Linked DNA regions of Homo sapiens: region 2 is linked to region 1. A link is an interaction called in ENCODE POLR2A ChIA-PET data of the cell type or tissue named here. Cell type or tissue: OCI-LY7. All regions are shown on one strand. Links, peaks and the distances in the headings refer to the core of each region. The heading gives the core; the rest is flanking DNA. Region 1 overlaps ZNF560 (zinc finger protein 560). Region 2 holds the start of LOC105376914 (a long non-coding RNA gene).

Region 1 (2,915 bases), core at 90-2,589:
ACAATTCAAGATGAGATTTGGGTGGGGACACAGAGCCACACCATATCAGTACCCCATGCAGAATATATAGTCCAGGGCTCTAGGCCTTAGTATTCACACTAGTAGTTCCTTTCTGAGTTGTTGAAGTGTGCCAGAGAGGCCTGTTGTGTAAGTTAGCCCCCTTAAGTGTGTTCTTTGAGAAGAGGTGCTGCATAATCTCATTTGTGAGTTATATCACCATGGGCACAAAAAGACTTACATTCCTCAGGTCTTAAGTTTCTTTACCTGGCTAGGTGCAGTGGCTCATGCCTGTAATCCCAGCACTTTGGGAGGCCAAGTTGGGCGGATCATGAGGTCAGGAGATGGAGAACATCCTGGGTAACACGGTGAAACCCCATCTCTACTAAAACTACAAAAAATTAGCCGGGCGTGGTGGCAGGTGCCTGTAGTCCCAGCTACTTAGGAGGCTGAGGCAGGAGAATGGCGTGAACCCAGGAGGCAGAGCTTGCAGTGAGCCGAGATCGTGCCACTGCACTCCAGCCTGGGCAACAGAGTGAAACTCCATCTCCAAAAAAAAAAAAAAAAGTTTCTTTACCTGTGCAATGAGGATATTATACTTTTACTTACGACAGCTTGGCCCACAATTCCTTTTTCTTGCTCTAGGTTAGACAGAAGTGCAGTGGCATTTTATGGATGTAATGTATATTTATGTGAGTTTATATGAATTATAAGAGAATTTCGAACCAGGTTGGAATAACTTCCATGCATGCGAATGTTGGAACTGTGATTATGTCTGGGCTCTTATGCCTTCTTTCTTTTCCAGGTCTTTCTAGGAACCCAATCTGCCTTCATGAAGAAAAGACAGAGGCAGAAAGGAAGATGGCTTACTGCCTGACAAATTGTTATCAGGTATGCAGAAAATGTATACTTCCACAAAATGACATACTTGCATCACCAGGTAAACACATTTCCTTCTAGGCAGATGTGTCTCCAGAGCTTCTTTAAGTAAATAAAGACTCACTCAAGCACTGAGTCACTTGTTGAATTTCCCCAGGGAGTGGAGGTTCTCATACTGATAATCCTTGAAAAGCATTTCAGCATTTCAGTAATTGTTAATTAATTTTGTCCCTTATGGTGCCAGATATATATTTCTTATTTTGCTGAGTGGTCTGGCAGATGGAAAGGAAGATGAAAGCATCCTTTACTCAAAGGCTAATCCTGGCCAGGTGCAGTGGCTCACACTTGTAATCTCAGCACTTTGGGAGGCTGAGAAGTGAGTGGCATTATCGCTTGATCTTAGGAATTTGAGACCAGCCTGGGCAACATACTGAGACATTGTCTCCACAAAAAAAAAAAAAAAAAAAAAAAATGCCAGGCATGGTGGTGCATGGCTGTAGTCCTAGCTACTCAGGAGGCTGAGGCAGGACGATCACTTGAGCCCAGTAAGTCAAGGCTGCAGTGAGCCATGATCACACCACTGCAGTCCAGCCTACGTGACAGAGCAAGACCCTGCTTCCCAAAAAAAAAGGCTAATCATTCATCGCTGTTTATCAAGTATATGATGCAGTGTACTCTGGGATATCTTTTAGTAGAGGGAAATAAGTTGAGAAAGCACTCACAGTCTGCTTGTGATGAGAAGTTCATGATTGAGATGTGCCATTAAAGCCATACAACTGGAATTGTTAAGTAGTGAAAGAGCAAGGATAGAGAGAGGAATACCTGAGATTTACCTGGGATTATTAAGCTTTGGGTAGATAATGAGAGACCTCACAACTCTTTATAGGCATTGGGGTCTGTTAACTGATTCTTCAGTGAACACTGGTTAATCTGTTACTTGGCTCAAATCAACATGTATGTGATGGTTTAGTACTCCGTGACCTTTGAGGATACAGCTGTGGACTTCACCCAGGAGGAGTGGATTTTACTGGACCCAGTTCAGAGAAACTTATACAGAGATGTGATGCTGGAGAATTATGAGAACGTGGCCAAAGTAGGTAAGACTGCCATCATTTTATGCAGCCTCTTAGGGAAGAGATATACATTGTGTACTTGCTGTGTTCCAGAATTGGTTTGTTCAACACTGAATTCACCAGAGACGTTGTCCCTGCCATAATAGGTCTTAATTACTGTGGTCGTTTTCAAAGTGTGGTCCAGTTTCGACAGCATCACTGTTACTCCCTTAGAAATGTACAGTCTTAGTCTCTGCCTTTGACCTACTGAATCAGAAACTCTCCACTTGGATTGTCATCTGTGTGTTAACTATCCTTCCACATCAATTTGATGCACTATAATATTAAGAATCACTGGTGTAGTTGTATTCTCCAAGTATACAAGGGTCTCTTTGTTTCACTTTTTTTCTTTTTTTTCTTCATTCAGGAGTTTGACAACATACCTTATTTCTGTGACTAAAAGGTTATTGCTTTGTAAATGTGCACATAAGCATGAATTTGCATTTCAGAGGTCAGAGAGCCAATTTTGGGGTGCACAGAAATAAGAGATATTTTCAGTTTTAGTCCATTTGAAATAATTTCACTGCTTTCTCTAAGAACTATAGTTCTATAATGTAAAGTTTATCATCTCTTGCATGAGCCTCTTCCATTATTTTTTTTTTTTTGAGATGGAATTTTGCTCTTGTTGTCCAGGATGGAGTGCAGTGGCATGATCTCGGCTCACTGCAACCTCTGCCTCCTGGGTTCAAGCAATTCTTCTGTCTCAGCCCCCCAAGTAGCTGGGATTATAGGCACACGCCATCACACCCAGCTAATTTTTGTATTTTTAGTAGAGACGGGGGTTTCACCATCTTAGGCTGATCTTGAACTCCTGACTTCAGGTAATCCACCCACTTCAGCCTCCCAAAGTGCTGGGATTACAGGCATGAGCCACTGTGCCTGGCCTGAGCCTCTTCCATTAATGTATCATTTCTTCATGTAAAGGAT
Region 2 (2,915 bases), core at 232-2,731, 120 kb before region 1:
GTGCAGTGGTGTGATCTCGGCTCACTGCGAGCTCTGCCTCCCGGGTTCACTCCATTCTGCCTTGGCCTCCTGGGTAGCTGGGAGTACAGGTGCCCACAACCACGCCCGGCTAATTTTTTTGTGTGTGTTTTTAGTAGAGACGGCGATTCACTGTGTTAGCCAGGATGGTCTCAATCTCCTGACCTCGTGATCCACCCGCCTCGGCCTCCCAAAGTGCTGGGATTACAGGCGTGAGCCACCGCGCCTGGCCAATTCTTTCTGCATTCTTATCTCTAGCCACAGGCTTGAGCTGATTGGGTGTGGTGTTTATTTATTTACTTATTTTTTTGAGATGGAGTCTCTGCACCCAGGCTGGAGTGCAGTGTAGCGATCTTGGCTCACTGCAACCTCTGCCTCTTGGGTTCAAGCAATTCTCCTGTCTCAGCCTCCTGAGTATCTGGGACTACAGGCACGCACCAGCATGCCCAGCTAATTTTTGTATTTTTTAGTAGAGATGGGGTTTCACCATATTGGCCAGGCTGGTGTCGAACTCCTGACCTCGTAATCCACCCACCTCAGCCTCCCAAAGTGCTGGGATTAAAGGCCTGAGCCACTGTGCCTGGCCTCTTTGTTAATTTTTTAAAATATTAAATATGTAAAGGAATAAAGGGCCAAGCACAGTGGCTCATGTCTGTAATCCCAACAATGTAGGAGGCCAAGGCTGAGCATGGTGGCTCATGCCTGTAATCTGAGCACTTTGGGTGGCCTTGGCAGGTGGATCACAAGGTCAGGAGATCAAGAGCATCCTGGCCAACATGGTGAAACCCCGTCTCTACTAAAAATACGAAAATTCACTGGGCGTGGTGGCTGGCACCTGTAGTCCCAGCTACTTGGGGGGCTGAGGCATGAGAATCACTTGAACCCAGGAGGCAGAGGTTGCAGTGAGCTGAGATCAGTCCACTGCACTCCAGCCTGGCAACAGAGTGAGAGTCTGTCTCAAAAAAAAAAAAAAGAAATGTGGGAGGCCAAGGATAGAGAATCACTTTAGAGTTGTTGAGTGTGAATTCGAAGTTTCCCTTCAAAGAATTAATATGTCAGTATGCTCAATTCTTTGCCTTCTACTTTTAAACTTCCTCGTAAAGCAACCTTTTCCACCCTGACACATTCTACTCCTTGACTCATTACCTACTCCACCCTGACTCATTCTGCTCATTCAGATTACCTTCTCCACCCTGACTCATTCATTCCAATTCATTTCATAACCATTTTTCCTGCCAAACCACTCACCCCGTCCATCTCTTTAAATTAATCAGTTGGAATTAGTTTAGCCTGTGTGGTCTAACTCTACCCAATAGGGGAATGACACAGCAGTAGGGACCAGGTGCATCAGTAATAAGAACGCCTTTCCCTCCTTTGTGAAGGTGTGTGCCCACCATTGCTCCATCTGTGAGAGCACACCCTTCTATAGAAGTACCTTGCCTTGCTGAGAATTAAAAATAAAATTTTATATTTGAATGCGATTTCTTTTTCTTTTTTTTTTTTTTTTTGAGATGGAGTCTCACTCTGTTGTCCAGGCTGGGGTTCAGTGGTGTGATCTCTGCTCACTGCAAGCTCCACCTCCCAGGTTCACACCATTCTCCTGCCTCAGCCTCCTGAGTAGCTGAGACTACAGGTGCCCGCCACCACGCCCGGCTCATTTTTTGTATTTTTTAGTAGAGATGGGGTTTCACTGTGTTAGCCAGGATGGTCTCGATCTCCTGCCCTTGTGATCCACCCACCTAGGCCTCCCAAAGTGCTGGAATTACAGACATGAGCCACTGCATCTGGCCTCGAGTGCTATTTCTTTTGCAGCACTGAAACTTATTATATAACAATTTGGGGGCTCATCCAGGATTACATTCCCCTCTGGGGGTGGTCTCTGGTTCTCTCTCTTGAGGAGGCATGCACCCCACCCTTTGTGGTGGCCTCATAGGGGAGAAATCAGAACCCACCCATTGTGAGGAATAACCCTAGCTCTAAGCAATGCAGGAAAAAAACAACTGGCCAGCAACCTAGCTTAAAGGATCCTCACATACTGCAGTGATGACTCTGTGCACCTACCAAGGAAGGAGATGCCACAGGAGCCAGTAAAGTATTTCCTTGGTGGTCAGGAACAAGGTAAGAAAGCCACGGGGGTTGGGGGTGGGTGCAGTGAAGTACTCCTTGGTCAGGGTGGCTAAGTGGTTAAAAAGAGGTGAGACATCCCCATTGTTGGGGGGGATTGAACCTCACACAAACCTCCAATAGTAGAAAAGGCAAGAAATTTCCAGAGGGGAAATTGAGCCTTACCCCAAAAGGCAAAAAGTTTCCAGTGAAAATTAAGCCTCACCCTGAAAGGTGAGAAATTTCCAGTAAGGGAAACTGAACCTTGAACCTTACCCCAAAACCATCAAGATGGGAAATACCCCAAGCAAGACAGGGAGCAAGGGGGATAAAGATGGTAACAAAGATATTCCCCCAGATAGCCCCCTAGGTCTCATGCTGAAACACTGGAAGGATAATGAAAGGACTAAACATAGGAAAAAGCAACAAATAATAAAATATTGCTGTTTTATTTGGACTCAGGGACCCATCCTTAATTCCTCAATCTTCTGGCCAAAGTTTGAATCAACTGAGGATGTAATGTGTCAGCTTCCAATCTGATATGTTAATAATAAAAGTCCAGTGTCTCAAGAAGAACTACGCTATGCCCTTTGTTGGAGGCAAGGACCAGCCCTCCTTTTTCCCTTAAAAACAAATAGGGAAGAACCCAATCTGGCACCTCAAAATGAAAAGTCAGAGGAGCCAGATCTCATGCCTAAAGACTCCAGTGCATGGGATCCCCTAAACTATCTTCCTCCATTCAGTATCCCCAATCTTTCCCCTCAGACAGCCACTTCCACCTCAGATCCCATTCT

Evidence for each region. Peaks named below come from ENCODE experiments on the same cell type or tissue, not always from the same donor. Only the 100,000 strongest peaks of a DNase experiment are listed, where the experiment ranks them.
Region 2: POLR2A ChIA-PET joins it to region 1 with 13 read pairs; 2 of 35 experiments call an interaction of 5 or more read pairs at or near these places.

The regions. Positions count from the first base shown.
Region 1 is chr19:9,473,257-9,476,171 of GRCh38, reverse strand. It overlaps ZNF560 (zinc finger protein 560), which reads left to right. Exons shown (of 10, transcript NM_152476.3): 3 at 803-888; 4 at 1,847-1,973; 5 at 2,913-2,915. The coding sequence starts at 859. Among named protein-coding and RNA genes, the nearest start is that of ZNF560, 24 kb to the left of the region's middle. In OCI-LY7, for the core only: no CTCF peak of the experiment used is centred there; no DNase peak of the experiment used is centred there.
Region 2 is chr19:9,595,465-9,598,379 of GRCh38, reverse strand. It overlaps LOC105376914 (a long non-coding RNA gene), which reads left to right and starts at 2,041. Exons shown (of 2, transcript XR_936311.3): 1 at 2,041-2,136. In OCI-LY7, for the core only: no CTCF peak of the experiment used is centred there; no DNase peak of the experiment used is centred there.